Regions from separate parts of the Homo sapiens genome. Here region 2 is linked to region 1. The links are chromatin loops, found by intact Hi-C in ENCODE. Cell type or tissue: mammary epithelial cell. All regions are shown on one strand. Each heading gives the region's core, and the rest is flanking DNA. Links, peaks and the distances in the headings are about the cores only.

What was found. Hi-C counts contacts between places; a loop is a spot of excess contacts. Peaks named below come from ENCODE experiments on the same cell type or tissue, not always from the same donor. Only the 100,000 strongest peaks of a DNase experiment are listed, where the experiment ranks them.
Region 2: a loop joins it to region 1, with 8 times the contacts of the local background. A loop is called at or near these places in 19 of 110 quality-filtered maps.

The regions. Positions count from the first base shown.
Region 1 is chr11:15,204,169-15,214,404 of GRCh38, forward strand. The region is part of intron 7 of INSC (INSC spindle orientation adaptor protein); the gene reads left to right. Among named protein-coding and RNA genes, the nearest start is that of INSC, 94 kb to the left of the region's middle. RefSeq lists a silencer at 4,593-4,642. In mammary epithelial cell, for the core only: a CTCF peak has its summit at 4,645 (motif pointing left); no DNase peak of the experiment used is centred there.
Region 2 is chr11:14,964,011-14,974,246 of GRCh38, forward strand. CALCA (calcitonin related polypeptide alpha) reads right to left here and starts at 8,341. Exons shown (of 4, transcript NM_001741.3): 1 at 8,235-8,341; 2 at 7,097-7,191; 3 at 5,925-6,065; 4 at 4,491-4,987. The coding sequence starts at 7,182. The coding sequence ends at 4,789. RefSeq lists an enhancer at 7,522-8,168 and a silencer at 9,773-9,822. In mammary epithelial cell, for the core only: a CTCF peak has its summit at 6,023 (motif pointing right); no DNase peak of the experiment used is centred there; H3K27me3 peaks cover 1,736 bases.

The sequences.
Region 1 (10,236 bases), core at 1,182-9,181:
AAGCCCCTCCTTTCATCAAGTCATTTATTCCTTGCCATCCTGTTATATCTCCACTGCTTACAGAAGAAAGGGAGACTCAGAGACGCGAAGCCACTTGCTCAAGGGCGCATAGCTAAAAAGTAGCCCAGGCAGTAATGTAATTCCAGCTCTGCTGGGCCAGAGCCAGCCTGGGCTGTTAACAATTGTGCAGACCCAGGACTCAAAATCTGATATTGTGAGGCCAGTTTCCATGCTCCTTTCCTCCATATCATATTGCTTCCAAAGTTGGGAGAAGTTCTAGAGACACCCATGAGGTCCTTAATCTCTCCCACCCTCCACCCACACCCCCTCCCTGGGTTCTGTCCATGCCTGCCACCCTCTGTGAGCTGGGCTGCTCAGCACTGCCCACAGAGGCTCTGGTGAGGTTGGCCATTGTCAGTGTTGAGGATGGAAGATGGTGAAGACCAGGCACAGGCCGGATTGTAGAAACCACAGAGTGACAGGTGAGTGAAGGTGGAGTGGGGAAGTGTGGTTCCCTGGGGCTCTTGCCAGCCACCCACTCACCGGGCATGGTTCGTGGCCAAATTAGATCACATCAAAGTTCCAGCCTTCTCCGCCTGATTTACTGGCCTGGCCTTCTCACTGAGGTTCGCTTAATTAATTGGCAGTGGGAAACGTGCTGGATTTGGTGAAATTCGTCTCTGTTGTGCAGCTTCCCCCTCCTTTCCTTCAACCGTGAAGAGGTTCATTAAATCCTGCACAGCCCCCAGCGGAGTTGTGGGTCTAGACAGGTCACTGCATCCATCCCAATTGCTGCTGTGTCATGCCTGAGCCTTGCTGGGTTTGGGGGACTTTTGTGGTCATAGATTCAGTCATGGTCTCATTCATTCACTCACGGGAAGTCACTTCGTCTCTGCTTCTTCATTCCTTCTGTTTGCCAGTCAGTCATTCACTTACTTTTAAACTCACTCAAATTCCAGTGCTTTAAGAGGGTGAGGCAGGAGCAATGCATGAAGCCAGGGGTTCCAGGCTCGCCTAGGCAACATAGCTAGACCCTGTTTCTTAAAAGTAAAATAAAATAAAAAATAAGTAAACTTACTCACTCATTTGTTCTCTCACGAAGTCCACCACTAATTCACTCTATGAATTCCTTCTTTTATCACTGAAGCAGCCTATTACAGTGGAGAGACTGAGAACTTGGAGAATCAGGCAATCCTGGGTTTGAACAGATTTTTCTCACTGTGAGCTTGGATATGTTATCCTGGGGGATTTGCTTAGCACAGTTCCTTGATCAGTAAAATGAGCCTATAAAATCTACCTCATGTATAGTAATATGATGCTTGGCACAGAGTAGACAGCGAATAAATGGTGGCTACTGTGATTGTGGCAGGTATAATGCTAATCACTTGGACTTTGAAAATGAATGGAAGGTTAGGGTCTGGTGGGGAAGGGAGGGCTGGCATGTGGGAGAGGGGCTGGCCTGGTCAAAGTTGCAGTGAAGTGCACACATGGAGAAGTTGGGTGGTCCAGGGGGGATGAGTCCTCACAGTCTTTCCCTTTAACAGACGAGGAAACTGAGACTCCGAGACAGTGTTTCCTCAGTCATGAATGTAGAGCTTGGATGCAAACCTAAGTCTGGCTGGTTCTAAACTCCTGCTCTTTCCTCTGCTACCTGGGGATAGCTGGTCCTTCTGAGGCAGGGACTGCAGAGGACTGGGAGCCAGGTTCTCTGTGTTGGCCTGGGCAAGGGACGGACACAGACACCCAACAAGCAGGGATGGAGGCAAGATGCCAACACACAGCAAAGGCCTCTCCACAAGTGTCTGACAGGCGTTTTGAGGCCTCATTCTTTCTTTTCAGAGCTGTCACGTGGAGGTCTGGTTCATCTGGGCTGCAGCCTCCCTGCATCCTAAGCTTCAGGACATCTGTCCTTCCTTCCCTGTGTCTTCATCTGACATCACTCCTCATTCCCTACCCCTATGCTGGGTTCTGGAGAAGAGACAGGCTCCCTGCTTCCCAGGATGGCTGAAGGGGGAGAGGCCCAGCAGGACAGACAGTGGTAAGGGCTGTCCCATGGCCATCAGAGGCTATAAGCAGGAGGCCCCACCTCTGGTGGGGTTGCCGGTGTAGGCAGCACCAAAGAGGCAATGAAGCTGGGCCCAGAAGGGCCAGGGAGGAGCTCCCAGGCAGACCAGAGGAAAGCAGTCTTAACAAGGGCAGGGGCAGAGGGGACACCACAGCAGGGAGCCACCCCAGCAGGGAGCCACCCAATGGGGCTCCAAGTCTCCAAGTCTTCCAGGGTCTTTGTGTTCAGTGAATTGGGGGAGCCCCAAGGAGAAGGCAGTGTTCTCTGGACCTCACTTGGGAGAAGACTAGAGGGAGAAAATGAGGGCCAAGGAGGGAGTAAGGGCCCCAGAGCCACACAGTCCAGCGAGAGCAGATGAACCCAGCCTGGTCAGGGTGGACTGCTGAGGGTGGCCTTCCTGGAGGACTGGAGCTGGCAAGGTGAACTGGCATTACCAAGGGGGAGGACTGCAGGGTTTGGGGAAGAATGAAGAGAGGTGAGGGAGCAAGTCACTTCTCCTGTCTGAATCCCAGCTTCATCTTCTGTAAAATGGGACTCCCACCTTCTTTATAGGGCTGCTATGGTGATGCAATGAAGCAATATGGGTGGGTCTTGCAGCAATGGTGCCTGCGTGGAGAAAGCACTCTGCCTGTGTCTGTTTCCTTTTCCTCCTCCCATGCCCATTTGTCTCTACTTTTCCAGGCTGGTCTGGGGAAAACTTCACATTGCCCCCAAAGGACCTGGTTATTGGGGATTTTGCAATGACCATGGCAGGGTGCCAGGTACTCTGAGTGGTGAAGGGGAAGGTCAGGGCACTGCTGGTTCAGGGATTGATTGTGGTTGGATGGGGCCAGGCCAGGATGGGGTTGGAGGGGGCTGGAGACTAGAGCTGGACTGCGGACTATGGTCCAGATGAGGGGCTGGAGATGTTAGGGATAGGAAGCTACAGGTCTGTGGCCAAAAGGAGTGGGGGGCACTCAAAGCCCAAGGCTCAGACAACCTTCAGGACAGTTCTGGTCATTGTCTTTTCCAGAACTGAAAGACCAGAGACGGCCTCACTTTCAAAAAGCATCCTTTTATTCTCACTCCTCCCTTTTATTTTATTTTTTCAAATAACGAGTTAGTTCACTCTGTGCTGGAGCCAAGGGGGTAGTTTAATGAAAATCAATACAGAAATTAAAGATGAGGGGAGAGCGGGGAGGACGGCTCAATTTCAAGTCCAAGAAGAAAATCACCAAGGGCAAGAGCTGGAAAACTGCTGCCTGTCTCCATGCAGCTCCTTCACGCCCCACCCTCATTTCCTGGGGCAGCTTCTTGGAATCAATAGGCCCTGACAGCTGAGGTGCTGGGCTGGAAGAGAGATGAAGACAGGGAGGCCTATATTGAGCTCTTGAAATCCCAGAGGCCCTGGGCAGGAGGGAGTGGGCTGCAAGCGGGAATGGTGGGGAGGCTCTGTGGCCCCAGCTGCTGTTTTACAGGGGTCTGTCTCCACTGTCTGCTCCCTGTATAATTGCAGATGGTCATAAATAGTTAATTTTTGCAAAAAATAAATAAAAAATTCAAACAAGCAAAAAAACCTCACTTTAATCAGTTTTTCTCACCATTATGCCCATTTGCTTTTCACGGTCATTTTGTAAGGAAGGCAGGGAGAGATGGTCACCTCCATCTTATTTACAGAAGAGCAAGTTGAGGCTGGAAAGGATAGAGATACTGGGAGGGACAGAGGCTGGACTGAGAACCCTGCGTTTTTGCTCCTAATCCTAAGTGTGCCCCCTGGTCCCATTAGGTGAATGGTGTCATAGTGTGCAGATCCCAAAGCAAAGCTACTACTTTCTTGCTAGAGTTGGTTCTAATATATAAGCCAGGCTGGATAGAGACAGAGGGGCTGTGAATGCAAGGCAAAAAAATCTTTGCTTAATTTGTCTTGCAATCCCTTCTTACCTAGGAATAGCTTTTAGAGAGAGGGAGAGAGAATGCCTCTGAATGAAGGTCGCAGATGCCTCTTCACCTCTCTTTGGCACTCAACCCATCTAGGATTATCAGCTTCCTCCACTCCTCACACCCCCAAACACTAGCCTTCAACTCCCATGGGAATGGGCTAAGGCTTTGCAGAGAGGCCCAGGGTCCCAGGTTAGCTGTGCTGTGACTCTGGCTGACAGGCAGAAAGGAACTGAGGCTGGCACTGTCATTGTCACTCTTCCCAGCCTTGCAAGGGGGCAGGGCCCATGATTGAGCCTTCTCAGAGGGACTGTGGCTTGTTCACTTTCGACATACCAAGGCTCCTGTCTGTCTGTCTTGATGGCTGGGGTGGGGGCACTTAAGGAGGCCAGGATGCAAAGAGGCAGGAACTAAATTAGCCACACTGCCCCACCTGCCCTCTCCCCTTCTAACAAAGACCTAGGCTGAGATTATGGGCCAGTACTTTCCAGACTGAAGGAAGGCTCGGGGACTGCGCCTTTCCCGCCAGGTCCAACCTGAGTTTGGAGAAGGGATGGGGCTGCCAGGCAGTCCAGGTGCCTAAGTGCAGCAGTGGGTTTGCAGGAGCAGGCTCCATCCGCAGAGGCTCGGTGGGACCCCATGTGCTGTGCAACAGCGACCCCTGGTGGATAAGAACACCAGTGGCCGCTCCATCAGGCTGCCTGGGGTAGGCTTCTCCTGGGGCTGTTGAGGCTGGTGGTCTCTGGGCTCCAGGACCAACAGTCAGGGCCAGTGTGTGGGGCGGAGTGAGTGGGGGAGTAGGGGAGGTTTACAAATTCAGGGCAGTGAGGGCTTTTTCCTACTGAGCCAGCCTCCGATGATGTAGGCAAATCTTTCATTCCAACATGTATCTAACTTCCAGATTTCCCCAGAGAGTCTGTCCTGTGTGTTCTTGGAGTGGAAATCTTCCTAGGCCTCCTAGTTCCCACTGGACAAAATCCAAACCCCTCAGCCTGGCACTGAAGGTGCCCTCTGAGCAAGCTGCCTCCAGCACATTGCCCCTTTGGTAAACAAGCCTGGGTTTGGTGCCCAGCTCTACCACTTATTCACTGTGTGTGTGACCTTGCACCCCTCTGAGCCCCATTTCATCACAGGTGAAAGTGAAGTGTCAATCCCTGCCTTGCAGGTTGTGAAGATGATACAAGTCAATGCTCCATAGATGTGAGTTATTTTCCCCTTCCCACCAAATTTCTCCACCAAAGGTCTTTGGGGCCTCCTTGCCTTGGAGCCTCTGCCTGTGCTGGGTGTCCCAATGAGAGTTTCACCTCCACTGTTGACATCTCGCTCTAAGGCCTCCTCTGGACCTCCTTCCCGACTGTGATCCTCCCTCCTTGGTGCTCACACAGTATGTGGTACTGCTCTGGAAGCGTATCCCACACTGCCTGACCTCAAACCTCTGCCTTGGCTTCCCCACCAAGAGACACTATCTCACCCACTTCTTTAGTCCATCAGGGAAGTGGTTTGCACACACAGGTGAATAATGTTTGCTATGAAACCAAATAAATACCAATTGAAGATTTCTGGTTCGTTCTTCCTCATTGCAGATGAGAAAATAGAGGCCCAGAGAGGTGAAATGATGTGCACACCCACATTCCCGAGATCAACCACAGGGCTGAGACCAGAATGCAGAATGTCTGACTTCACTTGAAACAGCATGGCAGGATGCTGTGATCAGTTTCAGACCCTGATGAGGGGTGGGAGTTGGGGGAGTATAAACATCATAGGGTCCCTCAATAAGGACAGAATGGAATTTGCCCTGAGCCCCTGTTTGCACCACTTAGCCCTGGCAATTTGCACCGGCTTTGCCCGTCTCCTAATTCTAATGGCCCTAAGCCCAAGTTCTTAGGTCTCAAAGAGACTTAGGGAGGTTGGTGGGCCAAGATGAGCTCTGCAAGTCAGCCTGAGATAAGTCAGATGAGTAGAAGCCCTTTGAGGCTGGCTATGTTTCCTGGGTAAAGTTCAGCAGGCTTGATGTTAGTGAAGAGATCCTGGGACAAGTTCTTCATTTGCCACTGATTTGCTAAGTGACCACAGGGAAGTTTTCTAATCCCTATGAGCCTCAATTTTCTCATTTGATGGGATTCCTAGTTCTGCTGGTATCCTGTGGCATATGAAGTAATTTTGTGAGATGTAATGTGATGAACAAAAGTTAGATGTTTAGCTGGCAGGGCTAGGAATTCTAGCCTGTTCTGTGGGCTACAGACATGCCTGTTCTGTGGGTTTGGGTTGTGTTGAGTGGGTGGTGTTCTTCCAGGAGTTGTTAGAAGAGAGCTGGGTGCCTGTGAATTCTTAGATGGAGCTCTGCATTTGAGAGTTTGTGTGTGTGTGTGTGTGTGTGTGTGTGTGTGTGTGTGTGTGGTGGAGTGGGATGCAGCAGGCTTAGCAGGGTAAAGTTGTTGTGTATCTCCTAGCTGGTCCCAAAGAATCTGGTGAGAGCAGAAAATAAATGAGAAGTCTGATGAAAACACAGTGCTGTTGCTGGGGAGAAGGGAGGCCGTGCTCACAGGGAAGCAAAGATTGCCTAGGACATGGGACAAGGTACAGAGGTGGCACTCTCAGCCACCCCTGAGTGCTTCTGGAGTGGGGCAAGTGCTAGTTTGGAGGGGAGCAGGGTAAAGGAGGTTGCTTGGGCTGGTGGGGTGGAGGGAGGATTGAAAGGATGATACACTGTGAAGGTTTAGGGTAGAATTTGGTAGGCAGGATCCACTTCTGGGAACAGTCTGGCACTGACAGTGCAGCATGGACAGTAGGCCAGCCCTCAAAGCCCAGAACTAGAACCATCACCCACAACCTGCTGCCGGCAAGTGGTGGGTCCTCTGGTCACCCACAGAGATAAAGAGAGACAGGGAGAAGGAAGGAGGATAAGAAAAGGGGAAGAGACTTACTGGAGGAAGAGAAAGGGAGAAGAGCTGGAAAGACACAAGCCCAGCTAATGGACAATCAATTTCCAAAGGAGTGTTTCGTTCTCTCTTTGGGCTACTTCAAAAATACAAACCAAGTTATTTGGAGATTTGTAATAGCTGGACATACAGTGCTCTGCTTGTGACCAACTTGAGTGTACCGTCCTCTCTTATTATGGTTTCAATTTTTATTTTCCTGATGAGTAATGGTTTTGAACACTTGTTCACATCCTTACTGGCCATTTGGTTATCATCTTTTGTGAAATGTAGGGCTGAGTCTTTTGCCCATTTTTAAAACACTGGGTTGTTTGTCTTTTCTTATTGATGTATAAACTTTGAAAAACACGTTCTACATATAAATTCTCTTAAGATACATATTATCAGCCTGTGGTAGGTTTTTTTATTCTCTTAATGGTGTCTTTTGATAAATAGAAATGCTTAATTTTGTTAAAATTCAATTTATTGACCTTTTCTTTTGTAGTCGGTGCTGCTTGCGTCCATTTAAGAAATCATTGATTTTTCCAAAATTATGAAAATATTCTCCTAATTTTCTTCTAGGAGCTTTATTGTTTTGCCTTTAAAATTTTGGCTTATGATATATTTCAACCTAATTTTAAAATGGTGTTCAAGGTCAATTTTTTTCCCATATGGATACCCAATTGAGCCAGCACTGTTTATTGAAAAGACTGTACTTTCAGCACTGAATTGAAGTGATACCTTTTTCTTTTTTTTTTAAATAGTGATACATGCATGAGTCTGTTTCTGGATTTTTTTTTTCTGTTCCATTAGCCTTTTTGTTCATCTTGTGCCAATAGAGCACGGGGCCCCTATAGTCTAATACATTTTTCTATTTGGTAACATAAATTAACCAACTTTGTTCTTCTTTAAGATTATCTTGGTAATTCTTAATTTCTTTACAGTTTTATATACATTTTAGAATCAGCTTGTCAATGTCCACAAAAATACCTGCTGAAATGATTGGGGTTTTTAAAAATTTAAATTTTTGGAAATTGACATAGTTTTTTTTTTGGAGATGGAGTCTCACTCTGTCGCCCAGGCTGGAGTGCAGTGGCACGATTCTAGCTCACTGCAACCTCCGCCTCCCGGGTTCAAGCGATTCTCCTGCCTCAGCCTCCTGAGTAGCTAGGATTACAGGTGTGTGCCACCGCGCCCAGCTAATTTTGTATTTTTAGTAGAGACAGGTTTCACCGTGTTAGCCAGGCTGATCTTGAACTCCTGACCTCAGGTGATCCGCCCACCTCAGCCTCCCTGACCTCAGGTGATCCGCCCACCTCAGCCTCCCAAAGTGCTGGAATTACAGGCGTGAGCCACTGGGCCCTGCCGTGAGCCACTGGGCCCCGCCAGAAATTGACATCTTAAACAATGTGTAATATTCTAATCAATGAACAGAGTACATCTCTCTACATCATACAAACTGTCTTTAATTTCTCTCAGCAATATTTTGAGTTTTTAGTGCTGGCATCTTGCACATCTTTTTTAGATTTATTCCTAGTTATGATTTCATGCAAATGTAAATGGTGTTTTTTAATTTTTATTTTCTGTTGTTGGTAATACATAAAAAATACAAGTTTGATATTGTATCCAGTAATCTTGCTTGCTATATTTACTTACTGTTTTTAATAGTGTATAGATTCATTAGAGTTTTCTATGTACACAATTATGTCATCTGTCAATAATGACAGTTTTGCCTCTACTTTTTCAATCCTTCTATTTTTGCATATCTTGTCTGATTGCATTGGGCAGTATGGTTTTAAATGAGAGCAGTGATAATGGGTATCTTTACCTTGTTACTGATTTCAGGGAAAAAGCTGTCAACATTTAACTTATTATTTTATTATTAAGTATGATACCATTATTATTTTAAGGATTAAAAATGAGGCTCATAGAAGGTGGATAACTTGCTCATTTCACCAAGTCAGCAAGGAGCCCAGGCTTTTCTCGCTGTGAAGGTTGTGCAACTTCCTTGTATTACAGATATCTCTAGAACAGTGCTGCTCAACTCAGGATGTCCATGAGAGTTACTTGAGGAGTTTTTTTTTTTTAATTATACTTTAAGTTTTACAAACTAATGATACCCCCAGCACTTTAGGAGGCCGAGGCGGGCAGATCACTGCACTCCAACCTGGGCGACAGAGTGAGACCTTGTCTCAAAAAAACAAAAACAAAAATAAAACCCTAATGATACCAAGACTCCACCACAGACCAATTAAATTCAAATTTCTGGTGGTAAAGTCTGGATATCTGTGTCTTTAAGACTGTCCTAGATGATTCGAATCATCTAAGAACCAGGCTGAGGACCACTGATCTAGAAGCAGGTTGGGTACAATTCAGATCCCAGCTGTGCCCAGTAGTGCTTTGCTGAAAACTTGATATTTTCTTATCAGCACATGCCTAGTAACCCTAGCCCAAAGGGAAATCCACCCCCAAAGCACCTTCAGAGCATCTGTTTGAAAATCAGCTATAAGGAAAATCATCTGCCTAACAGGGAAATTATTTACTCTATATACTCTTAAGTTACTCAATCCATAATTGCTTTCCACCTTAATTACTCATCCCTGCTTTCTCTGCCTATATGTCTCTCTCTCTCTCTACCTCACTGACTTGCCTGCCAAACTGGTTGTATAATCCCTTTCATTCATTGTTTCATTCCATATTACATATGAATATTTGTATTTTTCCATTTAACTTTTAACTAAAGATTCTTGTTTGACGTAGCAAAAGAAGTTGAGTGCTGGGATATATTAGTTTGGAGGAGGATAATATTATCATCCTGAAGGCCTGTTTTAGCTTCTGCAGCTTTCTATGGAGCTCTCAGCTCTATCACCACGCCATAAAACAAACACCTCATTGTATAAAGGGAGCCTTTAATTAACCTCTTAGACTGTTGCAGACGTCATCCTGAACCTTGTCCCTATCTGGTGTACAGTCCACATTAGCATTCTGCCTCTGACCCATGGGTTTATTTATTCCATGAAATGCTTTGCCCTTTCCCTTGGTCTGTCACTTGTCTTTGCTTCCTTGGATGTGACCCTTGCTCCCCTTTCTGATTATAATTGAATTTGCCCTCTAACTATACCCTGGATGAACAGGTCCATCCTGCCTAGATCAATGAGCAGGATGCCAGTCACTTTGTGATTCCCACTCATCATGTATTTTCCTGCAGCCTTTAGATGTCTGGAAGGACAGAAAGAAAGAGAAAATTTGAGCATCTCTAGGTCACTCTCCTGCTCCTATGGCTGCGTTTTCAGTGCATTCCCGTGATTCTGTTTAATTGTTACAATCCAGAAACCAACT
Region 2 (10,236 bases), core at 1,438-9,437, 240 kb before region 1:
TTTTCGCAACCTACTCATCTGACAAAAGGCTAATATCCAGAATCTACAATGAACTCAAACAAATTTACAGGAAAAAAACAAACAACCCCATCAAAAAGTGGGCGAAGGACATGAACAGACACTTCTCGAAAGAAGACATTTATGCAGCCAAAAAACACCTGAAAAAAATGCTCATCATCACTGGCCATCAGAGAAATGCAAATCAAAACCACAATGAGATACCATCTCACACCAGTTAGAATGGCCATCATTAAAAAGTCAGGAAACAACAGGTGCTGGAGAGGATGTGGAGAAATAGGAACACTTTTACACTGTTGGTGGGACTGTAAACTAGTTCAACCATTGTGGAAGTCAGTGTGGTGATTCCTCAGGGATCTAGAACTAGAAATACCATTTGACCCAGCCATCCCATTACTGGGTATATACCCAAAGGACTATAAATCATGCTGCTATAAAGACACATGCACACGTATGTTTATTGCGGCATTATTCACAATAGCAAAGACTTGGAACCGACCCAAATGTCCAACAATGATAGACTGGATGAAGAAAATGTGGCACATATACACCATGGAATACTATGCAGCCATAAAAAAATGATGAGTTCATGTCCTTTGTAGGGACATGGATGAAATTGGAAATCATCATTCTCAGTAAACTATCACAAGAACAAAAAACCAAACACCGCATATTCTCACTCATAGGTGGGAATTGAACAATGAGATCACATGAACACAGGAAGGGGAACATCACACTCTGGGGACTGTTGTGTGGTGGGGGGAGGGGGGAGGGATAGCATTGGGAGATATACCTAATGCTAGATGACAAGTTAGTGGGTGCAGCGCACCAGCATGGCACATGTATACATATGTAACTAACCTGCACAATGTGCACATGTACCCTAAAACTTAAAGTATAATAATAAAGGAAAAAAAAAAGTCTTGAGGCAGGAAACAGAGTTACTGACAAACTGATGGCCACTGCAGTCTTTAGGCTGTTGAACAATTTACTATCCAGATGTGATTGTTAAAGCTTAAGGCCCTTGGAGAATTTGGCATGAAGAAAAATAGGTCCAGAGGGAACCTAAGAGTTGACCACAAAAGTAAAAGAGAAGAAGACTTTACTTCATTCATTTACTCTTTCATTCAACAAACATTTATAGAGTGCTACCTTGTGCCAGGCACACTGTTCAGCATTTTGGGATACAGCAATTAACAAAATAACCATATCCCTGACCATGTGAATCTTATACTTAAGGCTGGGAGGGATACAAATAACAAAATAATATACAAAACATATAGTATACTAGAGGTAATAAATAGTAAGGAGAAAAAAATTAAGCAAAGAAGAGGGCTAGCGTATGTTGTTAGTGGGAGTGGAGTGCAATTTCAGAAAGAATGGTCAGGATAGGTGACATCTGAGAAATAACTGGAGGAGATGAGGGCCGTGGATGGAGGGTGTTCTTCACAGAGTACGAGTGGTGGTTGAGTGCTGGAAGACAGAAGTTGAGGAATAGTAAGAGGGCCAGTGTGCGGGAGAGTAGGAGATGAGGTCAGGCAGGTAATGGGGGTGGTGGTGAGAGGAGAGAAAGGGAAGATCAACTTGGCCTGCAATGCTTCAGGTGTTTGCTCATGAGATGGGGAGTCACTGGGATGTTTTGAGCATAGGAGAGACACGGTGTGATCTATCTTTTACAGTCACAGTGGGTTATTGTGTTGAATACAGACTGAAGGAGAGAAGGGGGCATAATTCTATATGGCCTGAGAAAATAGAGTCAGTGGGTAGAAGGAGCTGACTTTTCTAACCACTAGCTGACTAGTTAGCTAATAACTAACCCTAATTAGCTGACTACCACCAGTGAAACTGGCTGCCAACTCACTTTGGGAGTTACACTCAGCAGCTTGTCACTGGTGGTCCCAAAGGATGCTATGGTTGTTGATGCTGGGTAATTCCTACCTTGAATAAGGAAGGCATCAGACTCTATGACATTCTGGATTCCTTCCAATACTGAGAGTCCTTGATTCTATAGCATGTACCACCTCAATCTCCCCCACTAGAATGTAAGCCCATGAGCCCAGGGAGTTTTGTCTGCTCTGTTCAGTTCATTGCTCTATTCCTAGTGCCTAGAATAGTGCCTAGCATATAGCAGGCACTCAATAAGTATTTGTGAAGTATGTGAATGTCTCTGTTAAACCTATTGCTGGACCTTGAGCAAGACATTTCTCTGAACCTCACAGAATAAAAAAGTTGGGTTGAATGGCATTGATGACCTTTCTAGGTTGGCCAGTCTGTGATCCCCATTTTAGGCTCTGAGCCATCTAAAGCAGGCTAAGGGGTGCATGAAGAGCTTCTTATATGGAGGAAGGGCAGGGATGGGTAAAGGCAAACCTGCATGAAGGAGGAGTACATGGGTAACTTCTGAGGCTGGAGACCAGGGCACCCTCTGAAAATAAATATGAATTGTTCTCTTTGACATGCACAAGGCCCTAATTCCAATAGGGGATGCTTCACTAGAAACTGAGGGTACAAGACACTAGGGATCCATCCCAGGCATGTTGTCTTTGTGCTAAGTGAGTCAGATTGGTTGGTCAACAGAGTGCTTACAGGCCCCTGAAACTCTCCTGGGAAAAATAGCATAAATAGCAGCAGAGATTCCATTGAAGGGTATAGAAAATACATTTTTAATTTTGATAGAGTTCACAAATGACAGCATTGACATTTCTTTAAACAAATACTTCTGTCAAGGCACAGCATTACCATGTGTCCCCAGATGCCCAAGAGGCAGTGATTTCATGTCCCCCTGAGGTTTAGCAGAGCCACCAATGTCAATAGGGTGGCTGACGGGGCCTAGATTTGCTACCAGATAAGCCAATGAGACATGCTGTCAGATTTATGGTTACATAATCAAGTATTTAAAAAGATGCACAATAGGTAACTGCAATGAGCTTGTTCTGCATTTAGCAATAGTTCCTTTCAAACAAAGAAGATAGTTTTCAGTATCAAGAAGGATGCCTATATGTATGTCTTCCATGGAGCCTTTCCTACAAATTGCTTTCATTACACATTAAAAGGAGTTCAGCTTTATTGTGACCTAGGAGGAAGAAAATAACAGCTAGAATTTAGTTACTGGTTAATTGTCAGACTTAACATCTATTACCTCACTTGCTCTTTATAGTAATGCTTGGAGGTAGGTACTATTGTAGCCCTCAATTTACAGATGGAGAAACTGAGGCTTGGAGAGAGTTAAGTAACCTGTTCATGGTCATATAGCTGGTAAAGGGCAAATACAGTTCTTGAACTCAAGTCTGTACACTTAATTCAGAGGTACACAACATAGTAATGTATACTCTAAAATGATAGTGTCATTATCTTTCAAACTCAAAGGCTAGAATAATCAAAATTATAAATGTCAAACAGCAGTGTTCTAAATAAACAGGATCTGTATTTCTTGGTCTGATGATCTCAGGGTTACAAGGAGAGACTGAAAAAACAGAGATGAATCCAAATTCTAGGGTCTTAGCTACTGGAACTCAGATACTGGTGTGGGTACCTTCCCTTATGGATTTTTTAAAACCACATGGTCTCAGAGAGGCTCAGAGTGGTTTTACACCCCTGTAAAAACCAGTCATTCATCTTCCCATCCCATCATACAAGGGCAGTCACCTTCTTGAGTCATTCAGCTGCTCAGGCTTGAAGGTCCCTGCGGCGCCTGCCAAAGGCTTTGGAACCCACATTGGTGGGCACAAAGTTGTTCTTCACCACACCCCCTGATCTGCTCAGCAAGCCTGCCAGCCGATGAGTCACACAGGTGGCAGTGTCACAGGCTCTCTTCTGGGCAATGATTCTGATTTGCAGGATGGAGAAAGAAGAGAAGATCTGTGAGTGAGAGGCTGGGAGAGAGGTCAGCCCCATGGGACCTTCATGGTAAAGTTGCTGTGCTGAAAGGCACCAATTAACTTTAAGTGTTTCTCCTAAACACAATTATCAGAGCAGAAAATCACAAGGCCATTAGGGAAAATGCCATGATCACTCCCCATAGATATTCCCAGGGGTGTCAGAAAACCCAAGGTGACTCTGGATGACTGGCTATGGAATGTGGAGCAGTAACAGCCAATCTTTCCTGTATAAATTAACTAAAAATCAAAGCGGAGGTTTATGACACTGGAGTGAATTATGGTCCCACACCCAGCCCCATTCACAAAGGACTATAAAATCTACACCCCAGTCACGGGCACCAAATACCCTTTCTTAGGAAAATAAAAAATTCCTCAGTCTTACCTGGAAGAGGAGCGGAGTTTGCAGCATCAAGTCCTAGAGGTGCTTACCTGCTCCTTAGGACCCCTGTTCTTCCTGCTTGAGCTTGGTCAAAGGGACCACCCACCATATCCTCTGTCCAGCTAGCCTAGGGTTAAGGCTATTTCTAAGCATAGGTCTTAGACACTATGAAGCCTGGGACATAGATCAGAGCAATGACCACCACAGCTCAGATCTTTGGGGAAAAATAATTTTATTCCTCAAATGATCAGCACATTCAGAAGCAGGACAGAGGAGCTCTGATGACATCTCTGGGGGACTCAAAGCGGCCCTCATTTTCTGGTATTTTCCCAGGTGATTCTCTTCCAACCTGTGAGTCCTGCTCTCTTTCCTCCCATCTGAAGTTTGAGACATCCTCTGCCACAAGGAAAGCCACCAATACCAGCCCAAAGAGCCACCAGAGAGGAACCAAACCACATGCATCAAGTTATAGGAAGGATGCAAGAAGGGAAATTAGGAAGGAAAGGGAGGAGTTTAGTTGGCATTCTGGGGCATGCTAACATGAGGGCGATGGTCTCTCTCCAAGTCGCTGGACATATCCCTTTTCTTTCCAGGTGCTCCAACCCCAATTGCAGTTTGGGGGAACGTGTGAAACTTGTTGAAGTCCTGCGTGTATGTGCCCAGCATGCAAGTACTCAGATTACCGCACCGCTTAGATCTGGGGCTGTCCAGGCTGCAGGGAAAACACATACCAGACAGTACCATGCACCAGAATCTGTCCCCATGGGCAGTCACTTAGAAGGTTAGACCAGGCAGGGGACCCTGGGAGCAGGAGGGGCAGGCAGGAGGGCAGCTCACTTATCTATCCTTCATTAGGAGAGCTCAGAGGTGCAGTGGGCTAGGGCAATGCAGGGAAGGGCTGGATGGGGAAGGATGATCTTTTCTGGCATTCCACATGCTGTTCAGTCCTTCATGCTTGACAGAGGGGTTCTCAGGGCAGATGCAGGGGCAACACATGCCTCTGCCTGAGCAGTGCTGGGGCCAGGCCAGGGGCTGGTCTCTGCTCAGGCTCAAGGTACACAGGGATGTGGATCTGGGGAAGGGTGCTCTCCCTGGCCTCCTGACAACATGCACATCTCCACAGATGCCACACATTTAAAGGCTCAAACCTACCTCAGACACTGCTCTACCCATCCCCATCCCCTGCAAGGGCCTCACCTTCACCTTGCAAATGTGAAATGAAAGCTCCTTGCAGGTGTGAAAGAATGTCGTATGCAGATTAACAAGGTGGATCCAAATTTCTAAAACTTCCTGAGATGTACTATGTGTATCCCTGACTTCACCCTTACTAGTCTTAACTCATCCAGTGCTGGGAGGTCTCCCAGTACTGCAAGAACAATTCCCACAGTGAGCGATTCCACACCTCCCCATTTCATTTCCTAAGAACTTTCAGAAACGGAGCCTTTTGTTATGTCTAACCACGGTACCTCCAGCTGCAGTGGGACCTCTGTCTCCCTTGGAGGCTGAGAACAGCTGGGCCCCAGGTCCCGGTGAACAACACAGCCTGTTGGATTCCTGGCCAGTGTGTTCTCTCCTACCTCTCGGGATCCACCTTCCTGTGTATGCTGCGGGGAGAGGAGGCCCTGTGCTGAGCGCTTGGGGAGCCTCACCTGGAGCCCTCTCTCTCTTGCTCCTGCTCCAGCTCACTGGCCTTCATCTGCACATAGTCCTGCACCAGTGCAGCCAGCAGGAGGCGCGCTTCGTCCTCACTGAGCGTGGCCGGGTCTGCTGGGCTGCTCTCCAGGGCAGACCTGTGGAGGGGAAGCAAACTCAGTGCAGGCTGTGAGCCCCTGCCTGCCCCTCCCCAGGATAAGCAGCCAGGCTTCCTGGTCTTTGCTTCTTCCCCTGAGGATGTGGCCAGCGGGAGTCCTAGGGGACAGGGCACAAGGCCAGTGTCCTCCTCAGGACCCAGGCACTGGTGTGGCCTCTAAACAGTGGTGTGCTGGAGCCAGTTTGTATAGGCTTGTGAAAGCTAATGGTTAAATTTTCAAGAATTTTGCAAGCTGAGTGCAGCCATTATTAAAAATTAAATGCAAAAACTTACAGTTAGTGCTGAACCTGAAAATAGTTTCAGTTTAATAGATTTATATGTGGGTGAGAAATAGATCAACAGGTAAAATACCAGATTTAACAATAACAAATTTAGTGGCAAACTATTTAACAGAATAGGATGCAATTCATTTTTCAAATCATGGCTGAATAGGATAAATAGGATGGCTACACATACAAAAGTTTGGCTAAAAGCAACAAAAGCATTTTGTGAGACTCAGTGGGCTATATAAAATTTATAATAGGCCGGGCGCGGTGGCTCACGGCTGTAATCTCAGCACTTTGGGAGGCTGAGGCAGGTGGATCACCTGAGGTCAGGAGTTTGAGACCAGCCTGGCCAACATGGTGAAACCCTATCTCTACTAAAAATACAAAAATTAGCCGGGCATGGTGGTGGGCGCCTGTAATCCCGGCTACTTGGGAGGCTGAGGCAGGAGAATTGCTTGAACCCAGGAGATGGAAGTTGCAGTGAGCCGACACGGTGCCATTGCACTCCAGCATGGATGACAGAGTGAGACTCTGTCTCAAAAAAATTATAATGAAGAATATTGTCTAAATATTTATCACTACTTATAAATTGTGTACCACACATTTTTATATCAAAAAATTATATATGTGCATGAGTACATACCTTACCCCGGCCCCCTGTCGGTTTTTAAGCATTCAGTACACCACACTTAAGAGGCATGGAATTGTCTGATACCAGTGTGGTTCTGGCTTCAGGCTGTCTTACCTGAATGGTGCTGCATGGAGGCTGCCTGCCTGCAACAGGACCAAGATGCTGAGAGCCAGGAAGGGGGAGAACTTTTGGAAGCCCATGACACCTCTCTGCAAGGGAAGAATGAGATAAACCACCTGCGCCAGTTCGAAGTTCTAGGAGCCCACAGACCTTGGCTCCTATCCTGGTTTTCTGTCTTGCTTCTAACGCTCTGGCTTTGTGGCTTCAGACTGGTCATTATATTTCTCTTCTTTTTTGTTTCCTCATCAGCACAGTGGACTTCTGGGAGGTTCAGTGGGCCTGTAGCATGCACAGTCTGATAGAGCTGGAGGAGCGATCCTAGAGGGAGAGCTGAGTGGGGGAGGTCTCAGTCCTACCCTTCTCCCCAAAGCCACACAGATACATATAAACCTGTTAGCCAGGTCTCTGTGGAGGACATGCTCCCAGGCCCCTGTCACAGAAGCTGATCCCATAAGGAAACCCAGAGCTGTCCTCCTCTTCTGGGGCTTTTGCATACACCTTGGTGGGAGGGGTGGGATCTATCCACAGAGATTATCTCTGCAATTGGAATCTGAGAAATAAAAGAATCAATTTTAGTGCTCAGCCTAAGCTCCGCCTGCTGGCACCTCAGTCCCCTGCAGGAACCAAGTTTTACTCTTAAATTGGGACCCAAGACTTTCTCTCTTTGCTCCCAGAGCCTGTGACTGGGGCTTGCAGTTTAGGGCTGCTTGTCCCTCAGTCGTCGTGCCTATTTGCCACCCATCCGCTCTGTTCCAGGTTCTGAACCAATTTCCCTGGGACTGCTGGGCTCCAGACGCCGTCCCTGATCGCACCGTCTGCGGAAAGTTTCTCTTGCCTCAGGCTCTGTGCGCGGTCCCTGGGGAGCCTGAGTGTCCCGAGACTGGCCTAAGCCTGTGTGCAGTGCGAGAGAGTAAGACTGGAGTCCGCAGCCGAGCAGGAAGAGCGAGCCGGGGGATTGAGACTGTCCGATCCAACCTAGGGCACGAGCCTGGTATAAATCGCGGACTAACAGAGACTATCTGATGAAGAGACTAACGGAGAGAGAGGGAGAGGAGGAAAGGGAGTGAGAAAATGACGAATGGAGGGAGAGGGAGGGAGAGACATATACCTGAGCCAGGATCTCGGGGCTCACCTGGCGGGAGGTGGCTTGGATCAGAGGCGGTGGCAGCGGCGGCGGCGGCGTCCAGCCAGAGCCCTGTGGAAGCGGCGGCGACACTTGGGCTGGGCAGTGTCTCTGATGCCTCCCAGCGCCAGCGACTGCTCTTATTCCCGCCGCTGTGGGTCGGGAAAGTTCCGCCAGTGCACAGCAACCAATGGGCGGAGGGGTCCTTTGCCCCTGGGTTGCGTCACCCTCATGCTTCCAGAACCTGGAGGATCCAGCAGGACCGTCCCACTTGTATTTGCATTGAGGTCATTGATGGAAATGGTGGGGGATGGTGGGGGCACCAACAAGTAACGCCCTTAAAGTGAGCGGGAATTTGAGGGCAGTTTGACGTCATGGTGAATTTCACCTCTCAGTCCGGCCTGGTTTTGAACCCTCGCCCCACTCCACCCCTGGTTTCACGATTTGGCGGAAAGGGTCCAGGATTGTAGGGACTCTTCCAACTCTGATCCCAGACCCCTGCCCAAGTGAGATTTTAAAGGTTAATGCCCCTAAGGGTGGGTTCTGGGCCCAAGAAATCTGACTCCAGTAGCTGGTATTACCCACAGAGGGCCAGGGCTCGTGGGAAACAAGAGACGGAGCTGGGAGCAAGAACTTTGTTAGACAGGAGTTCAATTACAGTTGGCCCAATTCCTGGTTGTGTGATCATGGGCAAGTAACTTCACAGAGGCTCAGTGTACTCATCTTTGAAATGGGGACCACAATCTCATCTTGAAGGAATATTGTGAGAAACAGCCCAGCGCCTGGGCCTCAGATAGGCAGGGATCTACAAGAGTTTCCTGGTCCGCACAGGGGATTCTGTAAGATCTCCATGGATACTTTCCGAATCTCCATCTCCCCGGACTGTCCCGGGGTACTCTTCAGATCCATTACATGTGTGAGGAGGGGGCCGATGACCTGCTGGGCCTGAGGGGTGAGTTGCAAGGTACAGATGCGGAAGCCTCCATCCAGACCTCTGGACCTCCCCCTTCCTACCCTGCCATCCATCACCTGCCTGAGCCGTTTGCACAGCTGCCCCTTTGCTTCCGGCTGCTGTTTGCCAAGATGTCCCAGAGACATTCTATTCCGGCCCCGTACCCCCACCCCCGCACTTCAGTCCTCTACTAAAGAGCAGGCAGGTGTGACAGTGCTGTGTGGTCCCTGCCTAGATCAAGCTCACACTCGCTTCCGGTCACACTCATTTACACACACCCAAACCCATTACTGTCTCCCAACATGTGCCCACTCTGAATCACAGACACTAAAAAACAGATACTGGCCAGAAGAGTATCCTGAGGTGTTCACTCAAACGTGTCCCAAGCCTGCCTCCGAGTCTCTCGGGCGGTCGCATCCACACACTCGCACGACGATGACCTGCTTGCATCAAACCTGCACACATCACGAACAGGCGCCCTCCATCACACCCAATTACGCGTGACCTCAACAGCTCTCACATCCCGCAGAACCGGGTTTCAGTTCCACTGTGCCTGAGCGTTCAGCTCAGCAGAGGTAGGGACTAAGGCGCTTGCCGCCCACAGCGTCCAGAGTGGCAAGAAAGAAGCTTTTCAGCGTCTCCACCATCTCCCGGTGGAACGCGCAGCGCGCGATCTGCTGCAGCCGGTCCGGGCGCTGCCTGTGCGGTGAGCGCAGCAGCGGCATCCCGGGGCTGTGGGCGGAGGCAAGGACTCTAGCTTGAGGTTCTTTGAGGCAGAGCAGAAATTAGCCCCTAGGTGTGCCGTCCGTGGCGCGAGTCACGGAACTCCAGGTACCCCGGGGTCGTGTCCGCACCTTTGTCCTCAGTCCCCAGAAGCGTCGAAATTTCTTAGCACGACACCCCTGCCTCGCGCTACATCTCTTCCCCCTAGGGGGTTGGTGGCCTCCGTGCTCAAAGGAGGCAGCGGGAACGCCTAACTTCTAAGATGCCCTTAATTGATCTCCTCCTTCTTAACTACAGCGAGGGAATAACAACTCGGGGCTGGGGACTGGGTATCTA